Regions from separate parts of the Homo sapiens genome. Here region 1 is linked to region 2. Evidence: read pairs that join two places in POLR2A ChIA-PET (ENCODE). Cell type or tissue: Panc1. All regions are shown on one strand. Each heading gives the region's core, and the rest is flanking DNA. Links, peaks and the distances in the headings are about the cores only.

Evidence for each region. ChIA-PET counts read pairs that join two places held together with the same protein. Peaks named below come from ENCODE experiments on the same cell type or tissue, not always from the same donor. Only the 100,000 strongest peaks of a DNase experiment are listed, where the experiment ranks them.
Region 1: POLR2A ChIA-PET joins it to region 2 with 6 read pairs; 3 of 35 experiments call an interaction of 5 or more read pairs at or near these places.

What each region holds. Positions count from the first base shown.
Region 1 is chr9:35,402,109-35,418,328 of GRCh38, reverse strand. UNC13B (unc-13 homolog B) reads right to left here. Exons shown (of 40, transcript NM_001371189.2): 38 at 15,070-15,162; 39 at 14,730-14,889; 40 at 12,994-14,581. The coding sequence ends at 14,296. It also overlaps the pseudogene ATP8B5P. Among named protein-coding and RNA genes, the nearest start is that of RUSC2, 80 kb to the left of the region's middle. RefSeq lists enhancers at 11,490-12,035, 12,036-12,581, 13,906-15,105. In Panc1, for the core only: no CTCF peak of the experiment used is centred there; no DNase peak of the experiment used is centred there.
Region 2 is chr9:35,488,216-35,504,435 of GRCh38, reverse strand. RUSC2 (RUN and SH3 domain containing 2) reads right to left here and starts at 14,325. Exons shown (of 12, transcript NM_014806.5): 1 at 14,264-14,325. It overlaps LOC105376026 (a long non-coding RNA gene), which reads left to right and starts at 12,809. Exons shown (of 2, transcript XR_929580.4): 1 at 12,809-13,005; 2 at 13,180-13,317. RefSeq lists a silencer at 14,357-14,656. In Panc1, for the core only: no CTCF peak of the experiment used is centred there; no DNase peak of the experiment used is centred there; H3K27ac peaks cover 4,182 bases.

The DNA of each region.
Region 1 (16,220 bases), core at 5,877-13,876, 89 kb after region 2:
TGTATTTGGATATCTAAATCTCTAGCAAGGTCAGAGAAGTTTTCCTCATTTATTCCTTCAAATAAGTTTTCCAAACTTTTTGCTTTTTCTTCTCCTTCAGGAACATCAATTATTATTAGGTTTGGCCATTTTACTTAATTCCATATTTTTGGAGACTTTGTTCATTTATTTTTATTCTTTTTTATTTTTTCTGATTGGGTTAATTTGAAAGCCTTGTCTTCAAGCTCTGAAATTCTTTCTTCTGGTTGTTCTAGTCTATTTTTAAATCTTTCCATTGCATTTTGTAATTCCCTAAATGTGTCTTTCATTTATGGAAGTTCTGATTAGCTATTCTTCAAGATCTCTATCTCTTTAGAAAATTTTTCATTCATATCCTGAATTTTTTTTTTTTAATTTCTTTGTGTTGGCTTTCACCTTTCTCTGGTATCTCCTTGTACTCAAGGAAATAATCAAAGCTTAATAATCAACCATTCGAATTCTTTATCTGGTATTTCAAATATTTCATCTTGGCTGGGTGTGGTGGCTCACACCTGTAATCCCAGCACTTTGGGAGGCCAAGGCGGGTGGATCACCTGAGGTCAAGAGTTCGAGACCAGCCTGGCCAACATGGTGAAACCTTGTCTCTACTAAAAATACACACACAAAAATAGCTGGGAGTGGTGGCACACACCTGTAGTCCCAGCTACTTGGGGAGGCTGAGGCAGGAGAATCGCTTGAACCCAGGAGGCGGAGGTTGCAGTGAGCCAAGATCACACCACTGCACTCTAGCTTGGGTGACAGAGGGAGACCCCATCACAAAAGAAAAAAAAAAATTCATCTTTGTTTGGATCCATCACTGGAGAGCTAATGTGATCTTTTGGGGGTGCTACAGAACCCTGTTTTGCCATGTTACCAGAATTATTTTTCTGGTTCCTTCTCTTTTGGGTAGACCATTTCTTCTAGTTATTATAGAATTATTTTGATTGTGTTTTTTAAAAATTTCTTTTTACCCTCTTAAGGATCTGACTTTAATGTTTACTGTAGCCTAATTCGGCTCTTGGTGCTTTCAGGGGTGAAGATTCTACGTAAGTTCCTTGGTTACTGGCAGTCTTTGTATGATGGCCTTCTCAGATGCTAGTTTGTAGTAACAATGTGCACAGTATGTGCGCAAGTTTACTGTCTCACAGGGGGTTGGAACAGCAGAGTTCTCTTGAAGCTTACTTATTTCATTCCCCTGTGGTATACACCTTTTTGTTTACTTATTTTTCCCTAGTATTTTATTTACTGGTTGAACAGTCTGGGCTTCAGGCCAGCAGAGGAGGTATCCCTGTGTAGAAACCAGTTGTGGCTGAAGCAGGTGGGTAAATGCAGTACCCAATGGTGGGCAGAGGTCCCAAGTTTGTCAGAGGTGGCTGGGGGAGCTCTCAGTGAGAAACACTGAGGTTTTATCAGGCAGAAGGGTGGGAGCCACCTCAGCTCCCCTGCCAGGCCAGCAGGACACACTCCTGACTGTGTTCTAGCTATTCAGATCAGACAGGTACCTCTTTTCATCTGCAGGAATGTTGATGTTCCAAGTAAGGAAGAATTGTGACTCTACCTCTTGTGCAAGCCTGAACCTGGAGAGTGCTCCTCCTATGGGGATACAGTCACCTTGAAGTGTTCCAGAAATGCTATGCATAGATGCACTCACACCAAGCTCCCATGGGAGAAGCCCCAGCTGTGTCTGCAATGGTGGATGAGGGGGAAAAGAAGTCCCCCTCTCTGAGATTCTTCACAAGCCGCAGGCTTGGTGCCCGGCTGTTGGAGTAGAGCTGCAGACTTTCCCTGCTAAGTCCAGCACTGCAACTGTGCCCCTGCTGAAAGAAACTTCCACCAGCAGAAAGATCTGGGACTCAGGGCCTGCCATCTAGAGTCCTTTGTCCCATGGGGTATTCCCTTGACGTAGTATACTCCCCTTTCCCCTAGAAGTAGGAGTCCCTGAGAGCCAGACTACTGTGAATTCTGTTGCTCTTCTGGATCTAGCCACCTAGAGGGGCTGCCACACTCCAGGCTGGTACTAGGGAATGTCTGCAAGGGATCCAGTGATATGATGTGTTCTCAAGTTTCCCAGAAGCAGGTACTAGCACTGGCTCTGATGGGGTTTGCAGGGGAGTGACATAGACTCTGTGAGATTCCTTGGTTATAGCTAGCCTTAGTGTGTTGGCTTTCTCAAATGCCAGTGGTAGTAAGTAATGACCTGGTCACACGAACAGACTCAGGACCTCCTGGTCGGCTAGTGTGGTGCAGACAATGGTGATAGCTGAGGTCAGGCACAAGTTTCTTCCTTCCCGGGTGCAGTGTTATTCTACCTGGAGGTGCTGTAATGGACTGTGTTGGCCTCTAGCCACAAGGTGGCACTTGGAAAAGAACACCAGCTGTGGTAGTAGTGGTGGGATTTGTGCTTGCCTTATATCTCCAGGGAAGGTATTCTGGTTTCTCAGGCAATGGATAGGGTCATAAAGCTCCCCAAAGTTTCTGTCCTTTGTGTTAAGCTACCAGGGCGGGTGGAGGGGCAAAGCCAGGTGGAGGCTGGATAAGCCAGGTCTGTGCTCTGGCTCTCCACATGCACGGCAAGCAGCGGCCCCTGTGGAGCTCAAGGGACAGTTCTCTGGCCACTGGGATATTATTCCAAGGAGAAGCATAGCTGTTTCTACTGTACAGAAGAGTTCGCACAAGGAGTAAGAGTAGCAGGTGGCAGTAAGTCCCACCCAGCTCTCATTAACATGACAAGACAGATCTGACACTCCCAGTAATCTACTAGCAGCAGCAAGCTAAGGTCCAGGCCATCTTGCTCAGAACTAAAAATTGCCCAGGCCATAAGCCTTCCCTGCAGAGATACTATGTGAGGTACTGCATATGTTAATTAGCTTGATATAACCATTCTAGAAGGTATGTATATATTTCAAAACATCATATTGTACACAATAAATACGTACAATTTCATGTCAATTTATTTAAAAAAGGTAGAGACCATGTTTTTTCTTTTCTTTAAATCTCTGTAGCCTACCGCTTGGCTCAGCATTAGGCTCTGGATATAATAAAGATTTGTTGAATGAACAAGTACACAAGTGAAAAATGCTTAGAAACATGTTCTGCTCAATTGGGGTCAGATTGCTGTCCAAACTCCTCCAGTAGAGGACAATCGCCTCCTCCTTATGGGAAGATCTATATAATCACAGAACAGCTGGACTCAAAGAGGAGCCTCAGCTAAGGCTAATGGTTTGTTGACACTTCTATGCAAAAGTCAGCAAACCAGAGGATATTCAGCATGGCTGTAGAGGGTGTGTAGAATGCAGTGTTAAGAAGAGCTTTGAGAAGAAGCTCACTAAAGTCTGGAATGTCATGAAAAGTCCAGCTCCTGAGCTACTACTGATCTCCTGCACCTCTAAGTCTGACCATCCCCTAAAGCTTCATTAATTTTTCTGTCTGAGTTAAGCAAAAACAAGTCTAAAATTGTTCAAAGGAGCCTAAAGAAAATCAAAATAATCATAAAAGCTGTCCAATTTATTAACAAGGGTCCATAGAAGGTTGGTTTGGCTGGCACAATTTAGGACATGCTCAAAAACCAAAGGCCCTATTCCCTACTCCCTTTACAGACCTTTGGCTTCTCCCTTTCTGTAGGGCAGAAGCTGACAGGAACATCCAGGCGGATGGAAATTGGGAGTTGTGCTTTCGTACTCTGACCACATTTGGAATCTGGGACCAATGATTTCTCATCAATGCAGTAAAGGTAAAATCAGGCTTGTATGACTGAACTGCTAGACATTACTTTCAGTGCTTCTCCATCATAAAACCTTCCCTGGGATAGCAGACGAGGGTTTGGGAGTTATATGAAAAGCCGTCAGTTAGAAACAAAATGCCTTGGTGATGCTAAAAAAGCAATTTAAATCTAAAGGATTCAAACCTTAACCCCTTCTGTTTAGGGTTGCCAGATTTAGCAAATAAAACATTCAGATACAAGATAAGTATGTCCCAAATATCAGATGGGACACACATACTAAAAAGTTATTTGTTTATGCAGTGGCATGATCTCGGCTCACTGCAACCTCTGCCTCCTGGGTTCAAGCGATTCTCCTGCCTCAGCCTCCCGAGAAGCTGAGATTACAAGCACGCGCCACCATGCCTGGCTAATTTTTGTATTCTTACTAGAGACGGGGTTTCACCATGTTGGCCAGGCTGGTCTTGAACTCCTGATCTCAAGTGATCTGCCCACCTTGTCTTCCCAAAGTGCTGGGATTACAGGTGTGAGCCACCGTACCCGGCCACTGGGAACTTTTGATCTGTCTTTTCTAAACAACTTTATGAGGTAAAATTTATAAACCATACAATTCACCTATTGAAAGTATAAAAATTAGTGGTTTTTAGTATGTTCACAGAGTTGTGCAACCTAAATGTCTACTTTTGTGTTTATTTAATGCTCTTTTGTAGAGTATTCTGTTACTAAGACTCTGATTAACTTTCCTGTCTACATGCCACAATATCTATGCCCTCTTCCTTCCTAGAGTCCTTTTTCTTTTTTTCCTTTTCTGTCCTTTCTTTTTAGTTTCTCCAACTTAGTTATTTTCCATTTGTGATTACACTTTTTTCTTTTTATTAATTTTAAGAATTACCCAAAGTAATATAAAAATACATTTCCACTGTAAAAGATTCAAAAACAAAAATATATACAGAAAAAATTTAAAGTTTCCTTTCCTGTGCCTTCCACTCCTTCTTTTCCTAAGGAAACCACTATAAATAGATTGGTGTATATCCTTTAGGTCCCTTCCATTTCAAGGAATTTATACACAAATATTTATGTATATATACACATCTCTCTATATATATATTTTTAATGAGATCCTACTACATGTATTGCTCTGCAAGTTACCTTTTTCTTTTTACACTATGTATTGGTCATCTTCCCTTGTCAATATGTATAGATTTACTCCAACCTTTTGAATTACTACCTAGTATTATTAAGCTACCTTTTGATAACTGTTGATAATTTTTATTGTTGTCTTGTGGTGGTGGTGGTGGTGATGAAGATGGTATTTACAGAAGTGTGTGGAAGGTAAAGGAAAGGGAAAGGAGAAATATAATAATGGGACAGTCTTGCAAACTCTCTAGGACAGAGAGAACTCTGAAGGCACTATGCTAGGCAGACAATCTAATGGAATCACACAACATAGATGTAAAACAGCAAAGCATGTCAAGGCAGGGTGTACATAAGATGTTAAATGAATTGTAGAGACCCAAGATAATTAAAATTGTATGTCCACACAAAAACTTTTACACATGTTTACCGCAACATTACTCATAATACCCAAAAAAATGGAAACAATTCAAATGTCTATCACCTGATGAAGAGATAAGCAAATTGTGGTATATCCAAACACTGGAATAGTATTCCGCCATAAAAAGGATACATACTACAATAAGGATGGGCCTTGAAAACATAAGTGAAGGAAGCTAGTAACAAAAGGCCACATTTTATATGATTCTATTTATATGTCAAGTCCAGAAAAATCCATTAGTGGTTGCCAGGGTATAGGAGAGCAGAGGAAAGAACTGAGAGTGAATGCTAACGGGTATAGGGTTTCTTTCTGGGATGATGACAATGTTCTACAATTAAGTTATGGTCATGGTTTCAAAACTCTGAATATATTAAAAATCACTGAATTACATGCTTTAAAAGGGTGTATTTTGTGACATGTTAATTGTATCTCAATAAGGCTATTATTTTAAAAAACTGGGCCAGGCATGGTGGCTCACACCTGTAATCCCAGCACTTTGGGAGGCCACTTGAGTGGCCTCCCACTCAAGTGGGTGGATCACTTGAGCCCAGAAGTTTGAGACCAGCCTGGGCAACATAGTGAGATCCCATCTCTATAAAAAAGTACAAAAATTAGCTGGGTGTGGTGGCATGTGCCTTTAGCCCCAGCTAGTTGGGAGGCTGAGGTGGGAGGATCACTTGAGCCCAGGAGGCTCAACCAATGAGCCTCAAGTTGCAATGAGCCAAGGTCACACCACTTCACTCCAGCCTGGGCAACAGAGTGAAACTCTGTCTCAAACAAACAAACACTGTAGAACCCAAGCACTACAGGAATTCAAGAAGGAGAGATAAAGGGGGGCAGGGCAGAATTGTTGGAAAGAGCTTCATGGAGAAGGACTTGCACTAAACTCAAGAGACGAACACAGGTTAATTAGGTAGAGATGCAGGGGACAGTTCTGTAGGCAGGAAAAAGGACTTAATGAAAGGGTTGGCATTGAGACTAGACAAGTTGTATGATAGTACAGTAAGTACGAAAATCTGAAGGAGGCAGAAAACAAGAACTTCAAGTCAGGACTTTAATATTAGGATAATGATATTAAACTTTATCTCAGAGAATCCTACAAAGATTTTGAGTAGGGGAAAATGTGATAAACTGGAAGTTCAGAAACATTAATATGATAGATTTACAGGGGAACGGAGTGCAGACAGAAAGACCACTTAAAAGACGGCTATAATAGTCAACACTTAAAATGATGAAAGGCTGAACTAAGAAGTGGTAGAAAATAGAAAGGAGAGGCCCGGCATGGTGGCTCACGCTTGTAATCCCAGAACTTTGGGAGGCCAAGGCGAGTGGACCATTTGAGGTCAGGAGTTCAAGACCGGCCTGGCCAATATGGCGAAACCCCGTCTCTACTAAAAATACGAAAATTAGCTGGGCATGGTGGTGCATGCCTGTAATCCCAGCTTCTTGGGAGGCTGAGGCATGAGAATCACTTGAACCAGGAGGTGGAGGTTGCTGTGAGCTGAGATCGTGCCACTGCACTCCAGCCTGGGCAACAGAGCAAGACTCTGTCAAAAAAAAAAAAAAAAGAAAGAAAGAAAAAGAAAAGAAAATAGAAAGGAGAGGGTAGACAACCAAGATGTTAGAACTGGCCAGTATTTATGTACTGTAGATTTTCCAACCAGAATAGGCCTGAAGATTCTGAATATTCAAAATAGTGTTACCTGCCAAATGATTGGGTTTAGCACTGTCGTTTTGTAAATTCAGTGGAATAGGCCAAAATCTTGGGTAAACCAGTATTAATTGCTTACTGCTCAAAATAGCAGAAGCAGTAAATCTACCTGCAATAGGTAGTCCTAGCCTACCTGTAGGGATTTACCAGGAAAACTGGTTTCAACTCTTTTTCCTTGGTAAAAGGTTTGGCTTTTGAAATAACACACATTTATAGATGAAGTTCTTAATTATCTTTCTGATTGAAAGTGTCAAGCTCTTATAGATTATTTTGATTATTTTTTACACATTTACCAGTGTTTATCATGTGGCAGATACTGTCCTAAATGCTTTATAAATATTACCTAATTTAATCCTTACAGCAACCTTATGTGGCAGCACTTTTATTATTATCCCCATTTTACAGAGGAGGAACTGTAGCAGAGAAATTAAGAGATTTGCCCAAGATAACGTGGTAAGTGGTGGAGCTAGGATTCAAACCTAGACGGTATGACTCCAGAATTCATGCTCTTGACTACTATACTTCCCATATGGTATTTATTTCACTGCATTTATGGCAGATATTTTATATTTATTGGTGCTATTAAATATGCTGTTAATTAATGTTTCCCCTCGCTAAACCATAATCTCGCTAAGAGCAGAAATTCTGTCTAGTTTTGTTGCCATTGTATTGCCATACCTAGCACAGTGGCTCGCACTTATTTAATAATCAATAAATATTTGTCGAATGAATTGATCAGTCTTTATTGATGATTATTACATTTTTCATTTGCCTGGAACTTACCACACCCTAAAGTATTCTGGCTCTCCATATTTTCTGTTCATAAGAATATGCAGAGCAGTTGATTATCTTCTGGGTCCTTTAGCCCTTTAGCTCTCCTGAGGGTAGCAGAGGACTCCCTGGTTTTCCTTTGGATGGAAGTTTCCTGACTTTCTACTTCTGGAACCAGGGCCAGTGTCCTTGACATGGGCTTCCTCCAGGATGAAATCGGACAACTGCCCAATGACAGCAAGTAAAGAAAGTATACTCGCCTATAATCCCAGCACTTTGGGAGGCCAAGGCGGGTGGATCACGAGGTCAGCTGGAGAACATACTGGCTAACGCAGTGGAACCCCGTCTCTACTAAAAAAAAATACAAAAAATTAGCCAGGTGTGGTGGCGGGCACCTGTAGTCCCAGCTACTTGGGAGGCTGAGGCAGGAGAATGGCGTGAACCTGCGAAGCGGAGCTTGCAGTGAGCCCAGATCGCGCCACTGCACTCCAGCCTGGGCAACGGAGCGAGACTCCGTGTTACTAAAAAAAAAAAAAAAGAAAGAAAGTACACTGTGACCTTCAATCAGTGAACTGATTTCATTCTGCACTTTCTCCATTCCTCAAAAGGAAGCCTAAATCTAAATCTTCCTTTTTCAAAATTTCACATTAGAAATAATTTGTTGTTGTTGTTCTTACATAACAGGCAGTTCCATTCTGAAAGATGGCTGGAGTGTGATTATTCCTGCTCCCTTTAGGATTTTTTTTTTTTTTAAGATAGAGTTTCCCTCTGTCACCCAGGTTGGACTGCAATAGCACAATCTTGGCTCACTGCAACCACCACCTCCCAGGCTCACGCGATTCTTGTCCCTCAACCTCCCAAGTAGCTGGGACTATAGGCATGTGTCACCATGCCTGGCTAATTTATTTATTTATTTATTTATTTATTTATTTATTTATTTATTTTATTTTTAGTAGAGACAGGTTTTGCCATGTTGGCCAAGCTAGTCTTGAACTCCTGGCCTCAAGTGATCTGCCGGCCTTGGACTCTCACAGTGCTGGGATTACAGGTGTGAGCCACCACGCCCGGCCTCCCTTTAGAATCTTGATTCACCAAAGGAAAGCACAGAAATGGTATGGAAATCCTCCCTTACTACAGAGACAGATCCATTTGTTCTGTCCACAAAAAGGCTGCAAAGGAGGACCTTATCTGCCTCAGCAGCCTTTTTTCACACTGATCACCTCTTTTTAGCAGGAGGCAGTTATGAAGAATGGGGAGAGAAGGAAAGGTACACAAGCTTTACTGGTGAATTTCCAAATATAAAAGTTAAGAGAGTACTCAAATTAGGATTTTCAGATGATAAAACAGTGGAGCTTGTACTTCTAAGTACAAAGTATTTACTTTTGAAAAATATATTTCCTTTCCTGATCAGTTGTTTGGTAGGTTAACAATCTGATTGCCAGGTTGATCTGCCATATGTGCATGTATACACACACACACACACACACACACACACACACTTCAGAGGTAATAATAATGACATACTCAGATACATTTTCCTGAGTTTACCTACGTTCATCTTGTCTGTCCTCACTTGGGCTTTTAAATAGAGACATTGCAGAGTAGACCAACTATAATTCCATGGAATTTCTATAAAGGAAATAAAGATTCAGAATATGAGAATTTCTCATGCTGATACTGTGTCATTCAAACACATTCTTAAGAAACTTGGAACTTGATCCCTGAAGTCCAAAATGATCTATCTCTAAGACACATATGGTAGTTTGGAATTCACTTTATTTATCTTCATCATAAAGTTATAGTTTCAAAGCTTGGGAAACAGATTTCATTTCCTGACAACTAAGTTGAAGTTGATGACTACAATTGTCAGAAAAGTCATCTGAAACCTAGAAACAGGTGAAATAAATTATTGGATGATCTTTTAGTACAGTTTTGTGTTTATATCTTTGATTAGTTTTCTATTGACTGGACTATTTTATAACTCGTTAGGGCAGAGGTTAACTTATAGATTTTCATCTAGTAGTGATAAAAATGTTTTATGTCTGGTGGAAAAGATGACTCCAAAATTTATGACTTATTGCACTTTAGGACCTTAATTAGTTTTGTATATCATTCAGAAATCGTATTTTAACATTCCTTTATTAAATTGCCTATAAATATTTAGCTCTTAATTTTTCATTTGAACTGATCTTAATATCTTACTGGTTCCCTCATTAATTAATAAATAAAATATTGGAGACCTATTAATTTCGTATTTATATAAAAGTCAAATTTTTTAATACTTGGAAAAATTATACTTTATCAAACCCCACGATTTGCTATACAGACATATCCTTCTTTGCTTCCTATTTTTCTCTCCATTCTTAACCCAACTCAGAAAAGGCCAATAAAGTATATGTATTTTAATCAATTTCTTTCAGGTCCCCTAAAGTACAGATGAGTCAAGACTAGAAAACTAGAGGTTACCTTGCTTAACTTCCTTATTTTACAGATGAGGAAGTTCAGGCTCACACAGGGAAAAAATCTTTCTCACACAGCTATATAGTGGCAGAGTTAAATCTAGAATACAGATTCTTCCTACTACTTCACCATGCTTTGACGCTGCACTGGGTAATGAGTAGGCACTTAATATGCTGACGACTCATTCTTAAATTTATAAGGGGTTTTTGTCTCTTTTGGTTCAATGCTAGGCCTCATGTCTAGATGAATACCTGGCACATAGTAAGCGCTCAAAAAATATCTGTTGCATTTGAACCTAGTACCAAGCAAGACAAATTCCTTGGAAGTTAATTAGAACTCAGAGGATCATTTATAATAATCCCCTATACACTTAGAGAAAATGTATAGTTTTCAAAGTGCTTTCATATATATGAGCCCATTTGATCCCTCTGAGGTAGACATGGCAGGAGTTATTAGTCCTAGATAACAGATTCAAGTTATTGAGGCTCTGAGAAGTTAAAGGTCATCTCCTGACTAGAATGTAGCAGAACTGGGCCCAATCTTCTGACTCCTACTTCAATACCATCTCCACTATTTGTTGCTTCTTCAACTTTGCCTGTCTGCTTCTGGGCTTGGGAGGATCATTCAGGGAGTTAGTCCGAATATTCACAATGAATACGACAGCGACAACTTACGCTGAAAGATGTGATTTTTCTTTCTTAAAAGTCCATTGTTAAAGGTACTTCTGTTCTAATTCTGATTAGATATAGCCTACAGAAATTAGCGGCTAATTCAAATCTGAAAGCTTGCTGAAGCCATGGGTAGCCAGCCAGAGTTTGATTCTTCCCTCTAGAGTAGGTATCCTATGCCAAAGAGTGGGAGGGAATGATAGCAAACGTGCCACTTCAGATCAAGTATGGGACAAGGATTATGACTTCTTCGAGAATCTGCACAGTGCTGGAAAAGTGGAAAACTCCCTGAGTTAACAAGAATGTGCAATTGCTGGAGCTTTGGGGGTATCTCTTCATGAAATAACTGGAAAAATGTGTGCCCTTTAGGAGTTACATGGGGGATAAAGCTCCCCTTCCTTAGATAATCTCGACAAATATGTCCTCTGTGGGAGTGTCTGGAAAACCAGTATACTCGAATATGGGGAGTTGTCTCAAGAAAGTATAAGGATAGACAGCTACTGGAAATACTGAGAGGGGACAGTCTCTCTTCAAGGAATATTGGGAGGGAGAAGGCGATAACTTCTACTCGGGCACCCACTTTGGGAGCCTCTTGCTCACCGTCGCCGCCCGGCCTCCAACTCCGGCAACTGCCATCTCAACGCACCTTCCTGCGCAGACGCCCTAGAGACCCAGGTTCCGGCGTAGAGCAGAGCCCCGCCCACAAACCACGCCCATCTCCCATGAGCCCGCCTCTGGCCACACCCCTACCCTCAGGTGCCAGACCCACCGTTTCTCCATGGAGAGGGCCCCTAGGGGCCGATCTGGCTTTGAAGTACCCGAACTATGCTGGCCGCTGGGGAAATGGAGATACAACACTCAGATCCTGCCTTTGGGTAGATCACAGGCTGATGAGGGGAAAGAGACAAGTAAATTATAACAATGTAGAGTGCTGTGGGGAGGCGTCCAGATAGCAGAGCCTAGAAAGCAGTGGAAAAGGCTGGCAGATTTTCCAGCAAGGGGAGCAGCATGTGCAGGCACGGAGGGGTAGGAGCACACAGTGCTTGTCGGGGACCTGCCGGGGCAGTACTTTAGAACAGCTGCAGGATAGGGGCAAGGGGGGCGGTGCCGGCTGCGCTATCTTGGAGGGTCTTGGAGTTTCAGCCTGGAGGCTATGGGTGACCACTGAATAGTTTAATAGGAGAAGGACTTTATATTGGAGTGCGTGAAGAGAGCAGGGTAAGAACGGAAGCAGGGGATTATCACAGTAACTCAGGCATGAGGACCTAAAAGCTGCCACGACTCTTGTGGTGGTGGGAACTTGAGGCGACCCAATGGATTCAAGAGGTAATTTTGAGGCAGAAATGTTAAGTGGCTGGCTTGGGAGAGGAGCGGGGAGGAGGAAGTTTTTAAATGAGCAACTGAACTCTAAGGATTTATTTAGCAAGCAGTGGAAACGGAGCTAGTTCCCTGTCTGGTGCCCCATTAGTCCCTGCCCCACAAGTAGTGTTAGTGCAGGTTGAGAGTAGGTGAGCACTCTCTTTCTTGTTTCAGCTTTTCCCATTTCCACGCCATGAGGCCTTTTACCTTATTTCTTCCCCTTTGGGAGTGGGCTTTCTACTGCAGCTCTTCTTCCTCGAATAGAGCCTGAATGAAAGTCCAAGGTACAGTCCTAAGCCTAATCTTCTGTCCTGTCTGTGGCAGCCTCAGTCCTCTGCCAAGACGGGCAGGCACACCTCTCCCCAGTGGGCCCCTGCCTTGTCCTCACAACCCAGGCTGTGATCTGTCCTAGTGATTCTAGACAAAGGGAAGAGAAGCATGGACTAGTTTTCACCAGAATACCTCTCCTGCTACTCTTTTGGACCTTTTGTAGGAAGCTGGTGCCGTAGGTCCCATGACTCTGTTAATTAGATTGGTGGTCTCAGGTCTAGGACAGGATGTTAGCCCAGTGGTGTTTATCCAGAACCACTTTAGGCTTCACCCACTGGCTGTCAGGTATGGGGGTGGAGGAGTGTGAAGCAGCAAAGGACCATTAGGCCAAAATCTACCATTATAAAGGACAGTCATTTCCATGGCTTTCCACACATTAGCAGAATTACCAAACCCCAAAGGCTGCTATAAGATAATTTATTACAGACTAGCCTATAATCTCCTGTAACAATGGCACATATAATAATTAACAACAGCAAAGATGCTTGGTTTCTTGTTTCATGTAATGGCCAGTACATCTGTGGACAATGTCGAGTCCTCAGGAAGTCCAGGAGGCTGCTACAGAGGAAATCCAAGAACCATGTCACATCTCTCAACAAGTCTTGGGAAGTCCATCTGACTCTCTGAAACAGTTTGTCTCTGACCTCCCAGGAAGTGTGGAGGGCCCCTTCCATCCAGCCTGTACAGAGGGATCAGAGTCCAGGCTCCTTCTATAGGGTTGAATATCAGAGGGGAATAGCAAATGACCCCGATGAGAGAGAGAGAGACCAAAGGCTAGATTCTTTCTGCAAGGTGGAGGACGGCTAGAAGGCAGTGGCCACAGATGAGCAGGACTTTTTCTAGACTGGTTTCTACAATTTTTGGCTTTGTTCAGGGCCCACCCAAGAAGAAAATACTCCTGGATCCTTCAACTAGCCCTCAGGTAGACACATGTTAGAACAGCCTGTCACGTCCTGAAGCATCACTCCCCTGCCTAGAGGAGTGAGGCAGGGAGACTCCCAGGCAGGTGGCCCCTAGTGCCTGGGGTCCAAAGAAATATTCTTCTCAGGGCTTTGAAGCACCACGTGAACCTGATTCTACTCATGATACAATCTGGGGAAAGGGATTAGTACAGTTCATTTCTAGAAGTTATCTTGTTCAGTTTCAAAGCCTTGTTCTCACTGGAGCCACAGAAAATCAGTGGATTCTACTCAAGGGACAGTCTAAATTCTATTCTGTGTACTCCTGCCCTGGCCATACTCCAATCCAGACCACCGGGCTCAGCAACAGGCTCAGCTGACTACCCAGCCAGCCAGGCACAAGTTCCACACCTTCTAAACTTGTTCTTCTAATGATTGGTATGTATGTGTCTAACTGGATAAGGTGTGGCATGGAGATGGGTAGAGGTGGGATGAGGAGTGGAGAGGTGTCTACCAAGAATGGCTGACACTCTCAGAAATGTTTGTCCTTCTCTCTTAATGGAAAATCTCTCCATGTGGTAACCCCACATCCCAGCCCCTAGTACCACAGTCCTGTTGGGCCAGGGCTTCATGACCCTTTCTGTGAAAAGCCATATTATCACCACCCCAAATTTTTCCTTAAATATCTTTAACTGAAGGGGTCAGCCTCTTGACTGCAAAGACCCTAAGCCGGTTACACAGCTAACTCCCACTGGCCCTGATTTGTGAAATTGCTGCTGCCTGATTGGCACAGGAGTCGAAGGTGTTCAGCTCCCCTCCTCCGTGGAACGAGACTCTGATTTGAGTTTCACAAATTCTCGGGCCACCTCGTCATTGCTCCTCTGAGATAAAATCCGGAGAATGGTCAGGCCTGTCTCATCCATATGGATCTTCCGGCCCAAGGGGCACCAGCAGGCACAGCTGCCCTTGGCTGTGACATCCCTCAGAGGCATCACAGCCAGCCCTAGCACGCGATCTTCCCGGGCAAAGCAGTAATCCTTCACGCATATCTGCAACTCATAGGACTCGGGCCCCTCCTCATTTCCCAGGAGGCTGTGAGCACAAGATAGAAGTTATGAGGCCAGAGTTGAGTCTTCAGCTGATTTCACCCCAGTCTGCCATCCCCCCGGGCCCTCCTCTCCCCCCACCCCTCAAGTCTTACCCCCATCCCAGAGTCCTGTATGTCCCCCCCGTAACTTACAAGTGGAATGTCTCATTGTACTTGGGGGCCCAGTTGTTGCTTTTGGATTTGGTTGTGAACTTCCTCTTCTTATCACTTTGGTGTGGGCCAACCATAGTCACCTCCACGAAAGGCCGGAACATACCCGCTGTCTGCCACTTGAGGTCATTGGCAGCCACCACTGCCCAAACAAGGGAAACCTGTGAGGGATCCCACCAGGATTTCCCAGTTCTTGAACCCCAGGTGACCTTCCCCTTGGAGGAGGGCTGAGCTGGAGGGCTGGGATGAGCAGCCCCTGCTTTTGAGTGATGAGTGAGGCCACTGGGCAAGGAAAGGGCAGACCTGTAAGTCCATCACTCACCTTTCACTGTGACCTTGTGCTCCCCAGTACCAGGGTGTGTAAACAAGTCCACCTGAATAGAGACTTCTCCCACAGGATCGTCCACACCAGACCCTGAGGGACAAATGGAGAGATGATTCCCCATTGGAGAACTGTAGGAGGTAAACCTGAGGGGTGAGGAGGTCACCACCCTATACCCAAAAGCAAGAAGCAATCACCACAGTAACCATGGGAAGTAAGCAATAGGAGAAGGGAAAGAAATGGGATAAAGAACAAGGCTGTGTCTTGTAACACAAGTTAAGCTGACAGCATCTTAGGCGCAACATTTTCCAAAAGTGCACTAAGACTCTCTCTCAAGGATCCCCAAAACTCTTATCTCCTAGGCTGAAGGACTTTTAACTGAAAGACGTTGGGGTAGGGCAGTGCCATCACCTTGTATCTGTGTCTGGGAATTATGTTGACCTGGTAGTGTCTCTTAATGGAAAAATGTGGGTCCTCTCTAGCCAAAAGCAGCAACCTCCCACCTATGCCCAGGATTCCTAGAGGTCCCTGCTTGGGAGGCTGCTGTGCTCTGAAATACTTCATCCCCCTCAAACCTGGGCCCCTCTATAGAATGAACTCCCCAGTTCCAATCTCTGAAAAGAGCCAATCTACAGGCTCCCCTTAGCAGAGACCCCACCCTATTTTAAGAAAACACCTGGCCAGGTGCAGTGGCTCACACCTGTAATCCCAGGACTTTGGGAGGCTGAGGTGGGGGGATCACGAGGTCAGGAGATTGAGACCATCCTGGCTAACATGGTGAAACCCCGTCTCTACTAAAAATACAAAAAAATTAGCTGGCAGTGGTGGCAGGCGCCTGTAGTCCCAGCTACTAGGGAGGCTGAGGCAGAACAATGGTGTGAACCTGGGAGGCGGAGCTTGCAGTGGGCAGAGATCGCTCCACTGGACTCCAGCCTGGGCGACAGAGCGAGACTCCGTCTCAAAAAAAAAAAAAAAAAGAAAAAAAGAAAACACCACCACAATCTTACACCCCAGAGAAAATCCTTCTTTGTCCTGAGGTGGAGGGGTGGGAGAATGCTGAGAATACGACAGAGATCAACAACAGAACCCCTTCCTGGGCTATATGAAGGCATTACCCATCTCTAAGACTTGAGATAGAGCTCCTAAACCTT
Region 2 (16,220 bases), core at 3,347-11,346:
AAATTGCCAGGATATGAACAAACATTTCAGAGAAGAGGAAACAAAATATACTTAATGAACATACAAAAAGTTTGAACTTTAAAACAATAAATTACCACCTTTTGGCTACCAATTATCAGACAAAATAATAATAGTTAATTCTGGTGAAGGCAAGTACAACAGGCATTTTCATTCATTGCCAGTGTATGTATATTTTGGTACAATCTTAATAATGAGCTCGGAAAAATATATATCTCAAGTCTTAAAACTATTCAAATCATTTAACTCAGTAACTCCACCTCTAGAATTCTATGCTAAGGAAATTATCAGAGATGTGGACAAAGATTTTTGCATAAAGTTAATAATTAAAAAGTATTAAAATGGCCAGGAGCGGTGGCTCACGCCTGTAAACCTAACACTTTGGCAGGCCGAGGCGGGCAGATCACTTGAGGCCAGGAGTTTGAGACCACCCTGGGCGACATGGTAAAACCCTGTCTCTACTAAAAACACAAAAATTAGCTGGGCATAGTGGCATGCACCTATAATCCCAGCTACTCAGGTGGCTGAGTCAGGAGAATTGCTTGAACCTGGGAGGTGGAGGTTGCAGTGAGCCAACATCATGCCACTACACTCCAGCCTGGATGACAGAGTGAAACTCTGTCTCAAAAAAGAAAAAAAAAATAATAATAGATGTTGTTGCTGTGGATGTGGTGAAAAGGGAACACTTATACACTGCTATTGGGAATGTAAACTGGTACAACCACTATGGAAAACAGTATGGCGATTCCTTAAAGAACTGAAAGTACAACTACCATTTGACCCAGCAATCCCACTACTGGGTATCTACCCAAAGGAAAAGAAGTCACTATATGAAAAAGACACATGTACACACGTTTATAGCAGCACGATTGGCAATTGCAAAAATATGGAACCAACCTACATGCCCATCAACCAAGTGGATAAAGAAAATGTGGTATATATACACCACGCAATACTACTCAGCCATAAAATGGAATAAAATAACGGCTTTTTTAGCAACTTGGATGGAGCTGGAGGCCACTATTCTAAGTGAAGTAACTCGGGAATGGAAAACCAAATATCTTATGTTCTCACTCATAGTAGGAGCTAAACTATGAAGATTCAAAGGCGTAAGAATGATATAATAGACTTTGGGGACTAGAGGAGTAACGGCGGGGGTGGTGGTGAGGGATAAAAGACAATATTTGGGCATAGTGTACACTGCTCAGGTGATGGGTGCACCAAAATCTCAGAAGTCACCACTAAAGAACTTATCTGGCTGGGTGCGGTGGCTCACGCCTGTAATCCCTGCACTTTGGGAAGCTAAGGCGGGTGTATTACCTGAGGACAGGAGTTCGAGACCAGCCTGGCCAACATGATGAAACCCTATCTCTACTAAAAATACAAAACATTAGTTGGCCATGGTGTTGCATGCCTGTAATCCCAGCTACTCAGGAGGCTAAGGCAGGAGAATCGCTTGAACCTGGGAGGCAGAGGTTGCAGTGAAATGAGAGTGCACCACTGCACTTCAGACTGGGCAGCAAGAGCAAAACTCCGTCTCAAAAAAACAAAAACAAAAAACAAAAACAAAAAAACTTATCTAAGTTACCAAAAAAACCACCTGTGTCCCAAAAACTATTGAAAAATTTTTAAAAGTACTATAAAACCACAAATGTCCATTTGGGGTAAGCAAGTTATGGCTCATTCAAACATAGATTTCTTATACAACTGCTAAAATTTTGGCCTCTAAGAACTGTTCAATGATATCTTTTCATTTTATACTTGTCTTTTGTAGATTCTCTACAGTGAGCATATATTTCATCTATATTCAGAAAAAGAATTTTTTTCAGAAAATGTTTTTAAACAAAAAAAATTTTTTAACTTTCAAGGGAAAATGTACACTTTTAATCTTTCTCCATAAAAAGGAACTTCAGTTTAAGGATTTTCGAGGTTAAAGTCTGGACAGCTAAAAGTATTTCCTTAGAACTCTTCTTCACAATCCCTTAATCTTGAGGGAGTGAGAGATTTATAAACCTAATCTCTAGAGGAAGAAAACCCATGGTGATATATCCCACACTCTTAGACAGTGGCACTATTTGACTTTCAATTTTTGGGTCTGGTGCACCAGGGCTTTTTCTTAGGGGGTGGGGTTTGGGGAAAGCCTTTACATTTTGAGAACCACTAAGTAAGAGGCTGAGAACAGAGTTTAGATCTAAGAGTCATGCTACTCAAAGTGTGGTCTGCAGATCAGCAGAATCAGCTTCATGTGTGAACTTATTAAGCACAGATAAATACTTGGGCCCCATGCCAGATGTACTGAATCAGAATTTCAGGGGTGATCCGGGTGATTTTTTTTTCCATCAAGTTTGAGAAGCACATGTGTAGAAGTATTGGACAAAGAGACCAACAGTACTCAAAGGGAAAGAGGTGCAGAGCCCTCAATGTTCAGTGTATATTTTTTAGAAGTATAAACATTATTAAATATTCTAAAAACAACTATTGTTTTCATATTATAAACTAGAAAGCATGGCTAGAAAAAATATCTTGACTCAGGACTAGAGTGGATTAAAAAAACTAGCATAGGTCCTAAACTAAAGGAGGAAAAAAGGATCTATAATTCATTTCTGGTTCCATGAAACTCATTAAATTAATTAAGGCTAAGGATTTCACATAGGAATTTGGAGACTGTATGTATGCAGCACATATTTTGGTTACATGTCTCTCGAACCATGGTTGGCTGCTACTGGTGCATGGTCAGTTGAAGACTATATATATCCCAAACCCAACCATTTATCTTTATCTCTTTCTACCTTGGAGTCATAACTCAGTAGAAGAAATATCTGTATCAGTGACATTTCTTTTGAGATGGAGCCTCACTCTGTCACCCAGGCAGGAGTTCAGTGGCACGATCTTGGCTCACTGCAACCTCTGCCTCCCAGGCTCAAGCAATTCTTGTGCCTCAGCCTCGGGAGCAGCTGGAACTATAGGTGCCCCCCACCATGCCTGGCTAATTTTTTTATTTTTGGTAGAGACAGGGTTTTCCCATGTTGCCAAGGCTGGTTTCAAACTCCTGAGCTCAGGCAATTCACCTTACTTGGCCTCCCAAAGTGCTGGGATTCCAGGTGTGAGCCACTGCACCCGGCCTGTATCAGTGACTTCTGAACTATTCTTTACAGAGCTCCTTCAGGGGACTTTGAAAAGGAAGTGAAGGGGATGTAGATGAAAAGAGGGAAACCTGAACAGGTTAGACTACTTCTCCCAACTCCATGCATTCAACCAAAACAGCCCAACTTTTATCTTTCTGAGTCCCTTTCCTGTAGAATATATTTGAACAAAAGTCTGTTTTAAAAAAAGTTTGAAATTCTTTATTCTCTACTATAGATTCTCACAGGCCAATAAAAAGCCACAGCTGTCTTTTTTTCCTCATAAGATAAATGCTCCTTGTTAGCTATTCATCACCACCACTTGGTTGTTAGAAAGGACTCACAAATGTATAATGAGGCAGGTGATCCTGCTTCCAGCCCTCCTTTCTCCAGCCACTATCATTAAGGATGAATAAACTAATACAGTTGCAGGTTGCTGTGTTGGATATCAGGCAAAGAACATTATATAAACTGAAAGAGACACTATGCTATCTAAGAAGTTAACTATAGCTATAAATATAAAACTAAAGAGAGCAATATTTTAAAGAATAGCTCTTGTATGACCAAATAAGATATGTCCTTCAAAGTGGTCACATTGGTTATGAGGGAATAATTGGCAAGAGGAAAGAATTTTTAAAACTCTAAAAAACAAAGTAGCCACCTTGAGAAATTTAACTCATTCCAGTAGTGCTCCTAGTAAAAGCATTCTTAGAACTCTTTTCAGAAGTACAAAAAACCACCAGCCCATCCACAAAATTGTGAAATAAAATCAATTGTTGTTTTAAGTCACTAAGTTTTGGGGTGTTTTGTTATACAGTAATAGATAAGTAAGTGATATGGTCTGGCTATGTTCCCACCCAAATCTCATCTTGAATTCCCATGTGTTGTGAGAGGGACCTGGTGGGAGGTAATTGAATCATGGGGGCAGGTCTTTCCTGTGCTGTTCTTGTGGTTGCAAATAAGTCTCACAAGATCTGATGGTTTTATAAGGGGGTTTCCCTGCACAAGCTCTCTCTCTCTCTTTGCCTGTCATCTATGTAAGATGTGACTTGCTCCTCCTTGCCTTTAAGTCCTTTAAACCTCTTTCTTTTGTAAATTGCCCAGTCTTGGGTATGTCTTTATCAGCAGCATAAAAACAGACTAATACAGTAAGGCAGAAACGTCTGAATCACTAGGCTTTGGGAGATGTTTAAAAGGAAATCATTAGTCTTATAGAAAAACTCTAGCTATCCGGAACTCTAGAAAAATAAGCTGTTCTGTTTGGCTATAACTTTAAATAAATAGAATACAGCCAACTTTAACAAAGTTTGACTGTATCTTTAAACAGAAATAAACAACTTTCAAAAAACAAGTAAAGAACATTTTGGAAGAGAAACAACTTGAGGATGAACGGGACTAGTAGTAGGTTCCCAACTTTCTCCCCTGCAGTTTTTGCTTTTTACCTTGGGTTCATCTAAATCCTATCTATGCTGCCTTTAGGAGAACTTTGCTCTTTTTCTTTTGCCTGGGCGTGGATAAAAATAAATGTCCATTTTCCCTAAGTACACTAAATACAAGGGTGCATTTTCTTTTTTTAAAAAGAATTATACAGGAAAAGAAAGGAAGCACAAAGTATAAAAACAGATAAATTAAATACAGATTTTTTTGGATCCTAAGATAAACAAGTTAAGTATAGACTTTTGATCCTAAGATAATTAAACTTTAGCCAGAAGTTGGCTGGCCCTATTTTTCTTTCCACCCAGTTATCAGTCTATTGTCCTTGTCTGCAGGAACTCACACAAGAAGCCAAAAATACAACACATACCTCAGAGTTTACCATCTCATTTTCTTGAAGATAAAAGACTTTTATTAAACCAACAATTCCAAGGAACAGAGGGTTTCTTCCTAAAGTATCAAAATTAATTTTTTAAAAACTTTAAGTGTTTTGGCAGAACTTTTTAAAATGTATTATGTAGGCTATAATTTAACTTTTCTTGATGACTCACTACTATTTTGTTTTTTGTTTTTGTTTTTGAGAGTTTCACTCTGTCGCCCAGGCTGGAGCACAGTGACACAATCTCAACTCACTACAGCCTCTGCCTCCTGGGTTCAAGCAATTCCTGTGCCTCAGCCTCCCAAGTAGCTGGGATTACATGTGCATGCCACCACGCTTGGCTAATTTTTGTATTTTTAGTAGAGCTGGGCTTTTACCATGTTGCCCAGGCTGGTCTTGAACTCCTGGCCTCAAGTGATCTGCCTGCCTCAGCCTCCCAAAGTGCTGGGATTACAGGCATAAGCCGCCACGCCTGGCCTCACTACTGTTAACATTAATAATATACCAGGCTAAAATAATGTTGTTTTCAGTGTCTATTAAGGACTTGCATACCAAATCAACAATCCCATAAGGATTGTGTGTTAAGAGAAATGGTTCACTTTTGCCATTTCTTTTTTCTTTTTTTGTTTTTTTTTTTTTGAGATGTAGTCTCACTCTGTCGCCAGGCGATCTCGGCTCACTGCAACCTCTGCCTCCTGGGTTCAAGTGATTCCCCTGCCTTAGCCTCCTGAGTAGCTGGGACTACAGGCACGCACCACCACACCCGGCTAATTTTTTTTTTGAATTTTAGTAGACATGGGGTTTCACCATGTTGGCCAGGATGGTCTTGATCTCCTGACCTCGTGATCCACCCACCTCGGCCTCCTAAAGAGCTGGGATCACAGGCGTGAGCCACCGCGCCTGGCCTCTTTTTCTTTCTTTTTTTGAGACAGAGTCTTGCTCTGTCTCCCAGGCTTGAGTGCAGTGGCATGATCTCAGCTCAGTGGCATGATCTTGGCTCACTGCAACCTCTGCCTCCCGGGGTCAAGCAATTCTCCTGCCTCAGCTACCCAAGTAGCTGGGATTACAGGCAGGCGCCAAGATGCCTGACTAATTTTTGTATTTTTAATAGAGACAGGGTTTCGCCATTTTGGCCGGGCTGGTCTCAAACTCCTGATCTCACGTGATCTGCCTGCCTCAGCCTCCCAAAGTGCTGAGATTACAGGCATGAGCCACCAAACCTGGCATTCTTTTGCCATTTCTATTTAACAGTCCTGGAATTCCTACCTGAGTAATTAGGTAAGAAAAAGAAATAAAAGGCATACAAATTGGGAAAAAAAAAAAACCAAAACTAAAATTATCTCTGTTCCAAGGTTACACGATCTTGTATGGAGAACACCCTAAAGATGCCACAAAAACATTAGAACTAATAATGATTAGTTGCAAATACCCTAAGCATTTTTTAGTGTCAGCAATGATGCAGGGTACAAAATCAACACATAAAAACCAGCTTTTTTATTTAATTAGCTGAGAATATAGGCAAAGTTGTTCTACTGTCCTGTAGTACATGTATAATTTTCCTATGGCAGTTACAACAAAAGATAGGAGAAACAAAGTTCCGTCTAAGTGTGACAGATGTAGATACATATCTTTCACAATGTTCCACAGGGACAGAGAAGTGATAAATCCTGCACCAAAGGAGTGAAAGGAGGAGACTGAATCTGCATGCCCAATGATCTCATGTTTAATAGCCTCTACATCTACTAATGGGCCCACTGCCAATGCAAGAGGGTCAGTTAAGTGGACATGAGTGTGCATATCATTAATAATATCAATGTCTTTAATGTCTGCAGTTAATGTTTTAATCACCCTAGGTCTGGAGATCTTCTTGGGGTATAATGAAGATCTTGTTGTCCTAAGATAGCTTCCCACAGATGTGTTTATTAGGATATACAATCTGCTGCCGACTTCAGGAGAAGTAGCATATAGTATTCGGATATATGGCTGGTAATACATAATTGTGATGTTCTTATACATGGCCAGGGGATACAGAGTTGTTGACCCATGGAACAAATTCTACCCAAATGGGTTTGCAACACCAAAACAAAACAGTTCTCCAGTTTACTAACCCAATTAAGTTCTTTTCATCCACAACAGCTCAACAAATGGGGTCATATCAGTAAGGGGTTGTACAGTAAAGATCTGCAAGAAAAGACTGAATGTTGCTTCTCAGTGATGGCTGCACTATCAATTAATGGGTTCAACATATCCACAATGTACTGCTGTGTCGTATCTCTCTTCCCTCAATGAGAAATCATGACAACTTGGCCAGATGCATCTGAACAGTCTACACCGAACCTGTCATCTAGAAACTTGTACTCACTCTCTAAGGGGAAGGACAGGAGAGGTGCAGATCGTCAAACTTTACATGGGTTGGATGCTCAAGTACTTGCCCATTAAAGATGCTTGACTGTGTAGTCACTATTCGTTTTGTGAGGATTAAATGCCAGATTCAAGTATACATACTCATAGTTTAATCTCAGCTATGCCAGGTGTGCTCAGTATCAGTGGGGAAGATGAGCAATAAAGACAATTTTAACCTTAGCGTCCTCTAGGCAAAAACATAACTGTCTTTTGTACAGCTGTCAAGTGAGTGGCCATGTGTCAGGGCCATTTCCACAATAACACCATGTAGTGCATGGATCTGTTACATATTGTTTTACTATAGTATATCCAGCTTAATCAGGTGCAGGGCGACAGTTGAAGGAGTACTCCTGGAAAATGCCTAAGATATGTAGATCTCTAGGATCTTGCACCTTCTGGTGGTTGCATGAAATTCTTCAGAGGAATCATCAGTGATAGTAAATTTACATGTTACATTCATAACAACTCTTATGGGAAATTTAGGATATTCAAATAGGACAACACCAGGAATTGACGTATCACAGAACTTGGTTTACAACAGTCCGAGCATGGATCCCATGCATCACCTTCAGCAGGAGGGGCAGATGGGCTGGCCAAGTGCAAGCTTGATAGAGCGGGATAAGTGACTGCAGGTGCAAGAGACATAGCATCTCTAAGGTTAGCCAACCCTTGGGGAGCCTTTGTAGAAACAAAAGAAGATTTAATGCACCGAGCTTTGTTTCTACGAAGATGAACCTGTTATTTATGGCTCAACTGGTGATACTGCCTGACTTAATTTTAAGTCGAGTTTCTCTAGAGACTTCTGTTTCCTGTTGATTCTCTGTGATCCTCTCTGAGAGCTTCCTGAGAACCCGCTCGATTGAAGTTTGGCTCTCTCATGCCTCAACCTCTGCAGCCTCGAGGTAGGTCTCCACTTGTTGCATGCTTCTCGTTCGGACTCTGTCTAGATCTAAGCCCTCCTCCTCCACTGCTTACTCAACCACTGACTCGAGAGTTTCTCTGGTTACTAGCTCGCTCATCACTCTCTGATGCTTCTTTTGCTTTGGTGTAATTTTCTTCATCTGTTTTGGAGCAACTTTATCCAATCAGCTGTATGCCTAAACACTAACAATGAACAATCTGAAATGGAAATTAAAACAATTCCATTTACAGTAACATCAAAAAGAATAAAATACTTAGGAATGAACTTAACCACGGAAGTGAAAGACTTGTACACTGAGAAATACAAAACATTGCTGGAAGAAATTAGACATAAATAAATGAAAAAACATCTGGTGATCATGAATTGGAAAACTTGCTATCATTAGAGGTGTCAGTATTACCCAAAGTCAGCTAGAGATTCAATACAATCCCTATCAAAATCCCAACAATGTTTTTTGCATAAATAGTAAAATCCATCCTAAAATTCATATGGAATCTTAAGGGATCCTGAACAACCAAAACAATCTTGAAAAAGAAAACCAAAGTTGGAGGACTTACATTCTTGATTTTCCAAACTTACTACAAAGCTACAGTAATCAAAACAGTGTTTTATCAGCATAAAGATAAACATAAAGACCAATGGAAGAGACTAGAGAGCCCAGAAATAAACCCTCACATATCTGGTCAGATGAGTTTTGACAAGGGTGTGAATACCATTCAGTGGGGAAAGGTCAGTCTTTTCAACAAATGGTGTTGGAAAAACTGGATATCCACAAGCAAATGAAATAAGTTAGACCCTTATCTTACATTACATACAAAAATTAACTCAAAATGGATCAAAGACCTAAAGATAAGAGCTAAAACTATATGTATAATATATATAATATATAAAAAATATATTTTATATATTATATATATCATATATAATATAAATATATACTTTATATATAATAAATTATATTATAATAAAATATATTATATATATTTAATAAAATATATATATATAGTATATATAATGTATAATATATACTATAGTGTATATAATGTATAATATATACTATAGTATATATAATATATACTATATATAATATATACTATAGTATATATTATATATACTATAGTATATATAATATATAAAATATATACTGTAGTATATATAATATATAAAATATATATTATATAATATATATAAATTTTATATATGTATAATATATATTATATATAAATTTTATATAATATGTATAATATATATTATATATAAAAAACAAGAAAACAGAGGGAAAGCTTCATGTCACTTAATTTGGCAATGATTCTTGGGTAAGACAAAATGCACAGGTAACAAAAGAAAAATTAGATAAATTAGATTTCAAATTTAAAAACTTTCGTGCATCAAAGGACACTTTTAACAGAGTGAAAGGCAATCCATGGAATAGGAGAAAATATTTGCAAATCATACATCTGAGATGGATTAATGTCCAAAATGTATTAAAAAACTCTTACAACTCAACGACAAACAACCCAATCCAAGAATGGGCAAAGGACTTGAATAGGCATTTCTCCAAAGATATACAAATGGCCGATAGGTATGAAATACATGAAAAAATGCTCGATATCTTTTCATTAGAGAAATATGAATCAAAATCATGAGATATCACTTCACACTGCTTAGGATGGTTATATTACTATTATTATTTTGAGATGGAGTTTTGCTCTGTCACTCAAGCTGGAGTGCAGGGGCATGAGCTCAGCTCACTGCAACCTCAGCCTCCCCGGTTCAAGCCATTCTCCTGCCTCAGCCTCCTGCCTCAGGGATTATAGGTGTGCGCCACCATGCCTGGCTAATTTTTGTATTTTCAGTAGAGATGGAGTTTTACCATGTTGGCCAGGCTGGTCTTGAACTCCTGACCTTAGGTGATCCGCCCGCCTCGGCCTCCCAAAGTGCTGGGATTACAGGCGTGAGCCACCATGCCCAGCCTAGGATGGTTGTTATTTAAAAAAAAAAAAAGAAAACAAGTGTTGCCAAGGATGTGGAAAAATTGGAGCCCTTATGCATTGCTGATGAGAATGTAAAATGCTATAGCCACTGTGGAAAACAGTGGTTCCTCAAATAAATAAATAAATAAATAAACATAAACATAAAATTACCATACAATCCAGCAACACCACTTCTGGGTATATACCCACAAGAACTAAAAGCAGGGACTCAAACATATCTGTACACTCATGTTCACATCAGCATTTTTCATAATAGCCAAAAGATAGATGCAACCAAAGTATCCATCAAAAGATGAATAAACAGAATATAGTGTATACATACAATGGAATATTATTCAGCCTTTAAAAGGAGTGAAATTCTGGCCAGGTGCAGTGGCTCACACCTGTAATCCCAGCACTTTGGGAGGCTGAGGCTAGTGGATCACTTGAGGTCAGAAGTTCGAGACCAGCCTGGCCAACGTGGTGAAACCCCCTCTCTACTAACAATACAAAAATTAGCCGGGCGTGGTGGCGTGCACCTGTAATTCCAGCTACTCAGGAGGCTGAGGCATGTGAATCACCTGAACTGGGAGGCAAAAGTTGCAGTGAGCCAAGATCGTGCCACTGCACTCTAGCCTGGTTGATGGAGGGAGACTCTGTTTCAAAAAATAAATAAATAAAAATAAAAGGAGGGAAGTTCTGATACAGGCTATAAAGTGGATGAACTTTAGACATTATGCTAACCAACTGCAGCACTATTTACAATAGCAAAGCCACGGAATCAACCTAAATACCCATCAATGACAGACCAGATAAAGAAAATGTGGTATATATACACCATGGAATACTATGCAGCCATAAAAAAGAATGAGATCATGTCTTTTGCAGAAACATAGATGGAGCTGGAGGCTATTATCCTTAGCAAACTAACAGAAACAGAAAACCAAATACTGCATGTTCTCACTTATAAGTGAGAGCTAAATGATGGGAATGTATAAACACAAAGAAACAAACAGCAGACACCAGGGTCTTCTTGAGGGTAGAAGGAGGGAGAGGAGCAGAAAAGATAACTATTGGGTACCAGGTTTAATACCTGGGTGATGAAATAATCTGTACAACAAACCCCTGTGAAATGAGTTTATCTATATAACAAACCCTCATATGTACCCCTGAACCTAAAATAAAAGTTAAAAAAAAACCCAAAAAACAAAAAAAGGCATTATGCTAACCGAAATAAACCAGTCACAAAGAGACAAATAGTGCATGATTCCACTTATATGAGGTACCCCCAGTAGTCAAATTCAAAGATAGAAAGTAGAATGGTGGTTGCCTGGGGCGGAGTAGGGAGAAATGGGGAGTTAGCATCTTACTGGTACAGAGTTTCAGTCTGGGAAGATGAAAAAAAGTTCTGGAGATTGTTATCAGTAATGGTTGTACAATAATGTGAATATATTTAATGCCACTTAAGAATTATTACAATGGTAAATTCTATGTTATATATATATATATTACCACCATAAAGAGTAAATATGGTACAGCACAGGTTCTGCTGAGTTATTTTGTTGTTGTTAGGATTCCCTTCTACCCCATCACCTAGCTCTATCAGAGCAATGTTGACATCTGGCTACTCAAAATGATGCTCTCGTTTCGTATGACGGACTCATTTGACAAAAATTATATTAAATGCCAATGTCTGAATGGGTGTTTTTTTTTTTTCCTGGGTAACTTCAACACTGATCAATCAAGACCATTTCTAGATAGCCTGCCCTTACCCTAACATGAAGTGAACCATCTCTTCAGTCAAGTGACTTTTAGCAGGGTGCATAGTCATTGTGTATGAGTAACAGGAAGAAAAGGGTGAGTTATTATCCTAAATTTGCAGATAAGCCCAGAGAGAAAAATAGAACACATAAGCCCTCCCATGAACTTGCCAGATTTAGCAAGTAAAAATACAGGACTCCCTGTTGTTTATTTGAAATTCAAATTTAACTGGGCACTCTGCGTTTTATCTGGCAACACTGAAGTATTGGAGGTGAGGAGAAAAATAACCCAGGGTGTTCTGGGGTAACTGAGGTCTTAACAGGAAGCCTAGACAGGAAAAAGTAGAAAAGGCCATTAAAAAGATACTGTTAAAAAAAAATTGTATTGCTTAATCCATCCAGATCAGGAGCCCCTCCCCACACTGGGTTTCTATGATCCAAGGCTTTATTTTGAGACAGAGCATTGCTCTGTCACCCAGGCTGGAGTGCAGTGGCATGATCTCAGCTCACTGCAACATCTGCCTCCCAGGTTCAAGGGGTTCTCCTGCCTCAGCCTCCTGAGTTGCTGGGACTTCAGCCTCCTGAGTTGCTGGGACTACATGTGCACACCACCATGCCCGGTAATTTTTGTATTTTTAGTAGAGATGGGGTTTCACCATGTTGGCCAGGCTGATCTTGAACTTCTGACCTCTAGTGATCCGCCCACCTGGGCCTCCCAAAGTGCCGGGATTACAGGCTGAGCCACTGTGCCTGGCCTGATCCAAGACTTTATAAAGACATGTAAGAGGGTGGGAGACAGAAAGCGGAAAAGGATACATCAAAACTAGCAATGGATGAATGAGAACATGTCCAGCCTCCAGTTAAGGCAACTGTGGCTTCAAAAAGGAATCTTAAATACCAGCACAGAAATCAGAGGGATCCTAACCTGGCTCAAAACAGAAGAGAAACAGTGGCTGGCCATACAGCAGGACGGGCATAACTAACAGAATACCAGGTATACTGTTTGGATCTGCTCTTCCTTCCATTAAGCCATCCACCACTGCTTAATATCTAAGGAGCCGGCTAAGAAAATCCAGTCACTACTTTTATTTGCTAATACTTTGAGCCCCAGTTACAATAATGCCACTACTAATTAGGTAACTACTTTCTACCTTATCAACTCCTACAGCTTTCCAGCCATTGTTTCATCCCTCAGCGATACCACCTGCTTCCGCGTGGAACCCAAACCCCCAGGAAACTAAATCTGCTCAGGTCACCCACCTAGGAATAAATAAAAACAGGTTTCAGGCCCTTTGTCCTTTGTAAATTCCGCCTTTTTTTTTTTTTTAAGGCCTGTGTTCTTTATCACGGACACTGTTCACATAGTGGTAATCCTTGCCTGACTCAGATCTACTTGTTCCTGCGTTTCATTCCTCCGCTGCTCAATTACTTGTTCAAAACGCAAAGGACAACTGGTAGTGAAGACCCTCCACCAGCAACACTACCATGTGCCAGGCACCGTGCTGGGGACCGGGGATACAAAGATGAGTAGTGTACCGTCCTTGCCCCCAGGACAGTTCCCCGTGTCCGCAGGGCCGGCCTGGAGGGCCACAGCCAACTGTGGGCAACAGGATCACCGTGCCCTTCGCGGCAAGTGAGTGCAGTAGTAGGGGACGGTTACTGCCAAGCCAAAGGTTTTCTCCAGGTAAAACTGGATGACAGAGAGACAGAGACTGAAGCAACGCCGGCGCCGGGCGGATAATAAAGGGAGGCAGGGGCTAAAAGGGTGGAGGGAGCAGAGGACCCGGCCGGGAACTGGCAGTAGGGAGGCCCCCGCTGCAGTCGCCGGCCTGGGTGCCGGGCGGCCACGCTTCCCCAAAGCCGTCACAGGGACTTGGGGTACCAAGGTGACTACTGGGCGCGAGTCGTTTTGTGGGGGGAGGGTGTCCCCAAGGGGGCAGTTTGAGGAGACGGTTGGGGATGCATCTGGGGTGGCGCCCAAAGGGACGGTGGGTGCTGGGTGTTTGAAGGTCCGGTGGACGCAGAGCTGAAGGGTCAGGAGAAGGCCAAGGGTCAGAAGGGCTGGGGACGAGGTCTGCCCAGGGGGTCGGGGCGGACGCAGAGGGCGGGTGCAGCCGAGGGGGAAGGGCTGAAGGGAAGGGCAGGCGCTGAAGGCACATAGGTGGGAAGACAGGCCCTCCCCTAAGGGAGACCTTGGAACGCGGGGCAGTGGGTCTGTGGGACCCTGCCCGCCTCCGGAGAGGCGTTCCTACCTCGTTTCTCGCCTCAGCCTCGTCCTTCCGCGCCGGCGGCGGCGGCGGCGGCGGCGTGTCTCGCCCTCCAGGGGTCGCGTTGCAGGCTAGAGGCGCCGGCGGCCCCTCCCTCCGGGCGGGTTGGAAAGGCCGGCCCCTGTCGGCGTGGCGCGATGGTCCGATCTGGGTTGCCCTCAGGCCGCCCCTCCGGGCGGCGCGTTGGTTCGGTCCGCCCGGCCTAAGGTGCTCGCCCCCTCCCCGGCTCCCGCAGCGATGGGCGCAGCCGAGTCACGCGCAGAGCTTTCCCGCTAAGGGAGCGGAGAGGCTTCCGCCGTGGCCCAATCTTCTGCGGCCCGCGCCCGCCCCCGCGGGGTGGTGCCTGGCGACGCGCGGCTCCCGGGTGCTGGAACCCAGGGAAACCTTCCGCGGGCCTCCAGGGCCGGTGGGTGTGAGTCCCAGCTTCGCCTGAGGCGGCGGTTCTCAACGCTGGCTTCCCAGTAGAACCTAGTGTGGAAACTAACCAAACAACAGAAGGAGGGCTGACCTCACACTGGACCGACTCAGAACCACTGGGGTGGAGTGGGGTGGGGTGAGGTGGGGTTGGCCTCCAGTGCATAGCCAGGGTTCGGAACCCCTGATGAAACGTAGAACCCATGCGCCCCCTGCCCTTCAGGGCCGGATGTGTGGGGGACATGGAAGATGCCTGTGTGTGACTCCTGCTGTTTACAGCCAGAGGGGGATGGGGCAGGCAGTCCTGCAAATGTTATGGGAAACCCACTGTATTAGTCCGTTCTGACACTGCTATGAAGAAATACTATGAAGGAAAGAGGTCTGACTCACAGTTCCGCATTGTTGGCGAGGCCTCAGGAAGCTTATAATCATGGCAAAAGGCAAAGAAGTAGCCATCCTTTTCGCAGGGTGGCAGGACAGAGTGAGTGCAGGCAAGGGAAATGCCAGACGCTTATAAAATCATCAGATCTTGTGGGACTCACTCACTGTCACGAGAAGGGCGCAGGGGAAACCAGCCCCATCATCCAATTACCTCCACCTGTTCCCGCCCTTGACACAGGGGGATTATGGGAATTACAATTCAAGATGAGATTTTGGGTGGGGACACAGCCAAACTGTTACAGGTAGTTAGGCATGAGCGGGGCAGGAGAGGGTTCTCCCCTGCTACCCACTAGGGATGTTGGGTGATGGTTCTGAGGCAGGAGAATAGGGACTGGAGGCAGGGAACCTAAGACTGGTTCATGCCAACTTCCTGGAACTAAATTGAAAGGAAAACCCTAACTTTCCACACCTAAGTAACAAACCCCCCACCCAACTTTTCTGCCCAGCAGATGGGAAATTGGCTATCTGCAACCAATTAGACTGACTGCAGCCGAGTCTAACTTTGCATAGAAGTATAACTTTGTAACTTCACCCTAGCCTCTGATTGGTTGCTTCTTGCAACCAATCAGATGTTTGCACAGGTGTGCGACCTTTGTAACTTCACTTCAGCCTCTGCTTGGCTGCTTTCTGCAACCAATCAGACTGATTGCAGGCTACGAATTCATTTACATGAGGTGAGCATGAAGTGGCGGGTAACTTCTAGGGGGTATTTGGACCCAAGAAGATTCTGTTTCCTGGCCCTTGAGCCGCTGCTCCGGCTGCTCCCACACTGTGGAGTGTGCTTTCGTTTTCAATACATCCCTGCTTTCCTTCTTTTGTTCCTTCATTCTTTCTTTGCTTTGCTGGGCGTTTTGTCCAATTCTTTGTTCAAAACGCCAAGAACCTGGACAACTTGCAGTCAGACCCTCTACCAGTGACAGTTCCATAATTACCTCATTGCTTCTTTAAAAAGGATAATTCGGCTGGGCCAGGGAGAGGCCATTTCCTGATGGTCCACACATGTTAACATCAAAATGCTAATTGAATGCAGGCCTCAGGGAGAAGCAACTTTCTGGGCATGCGTGTTAAGAGACAAAAATGGTGACGT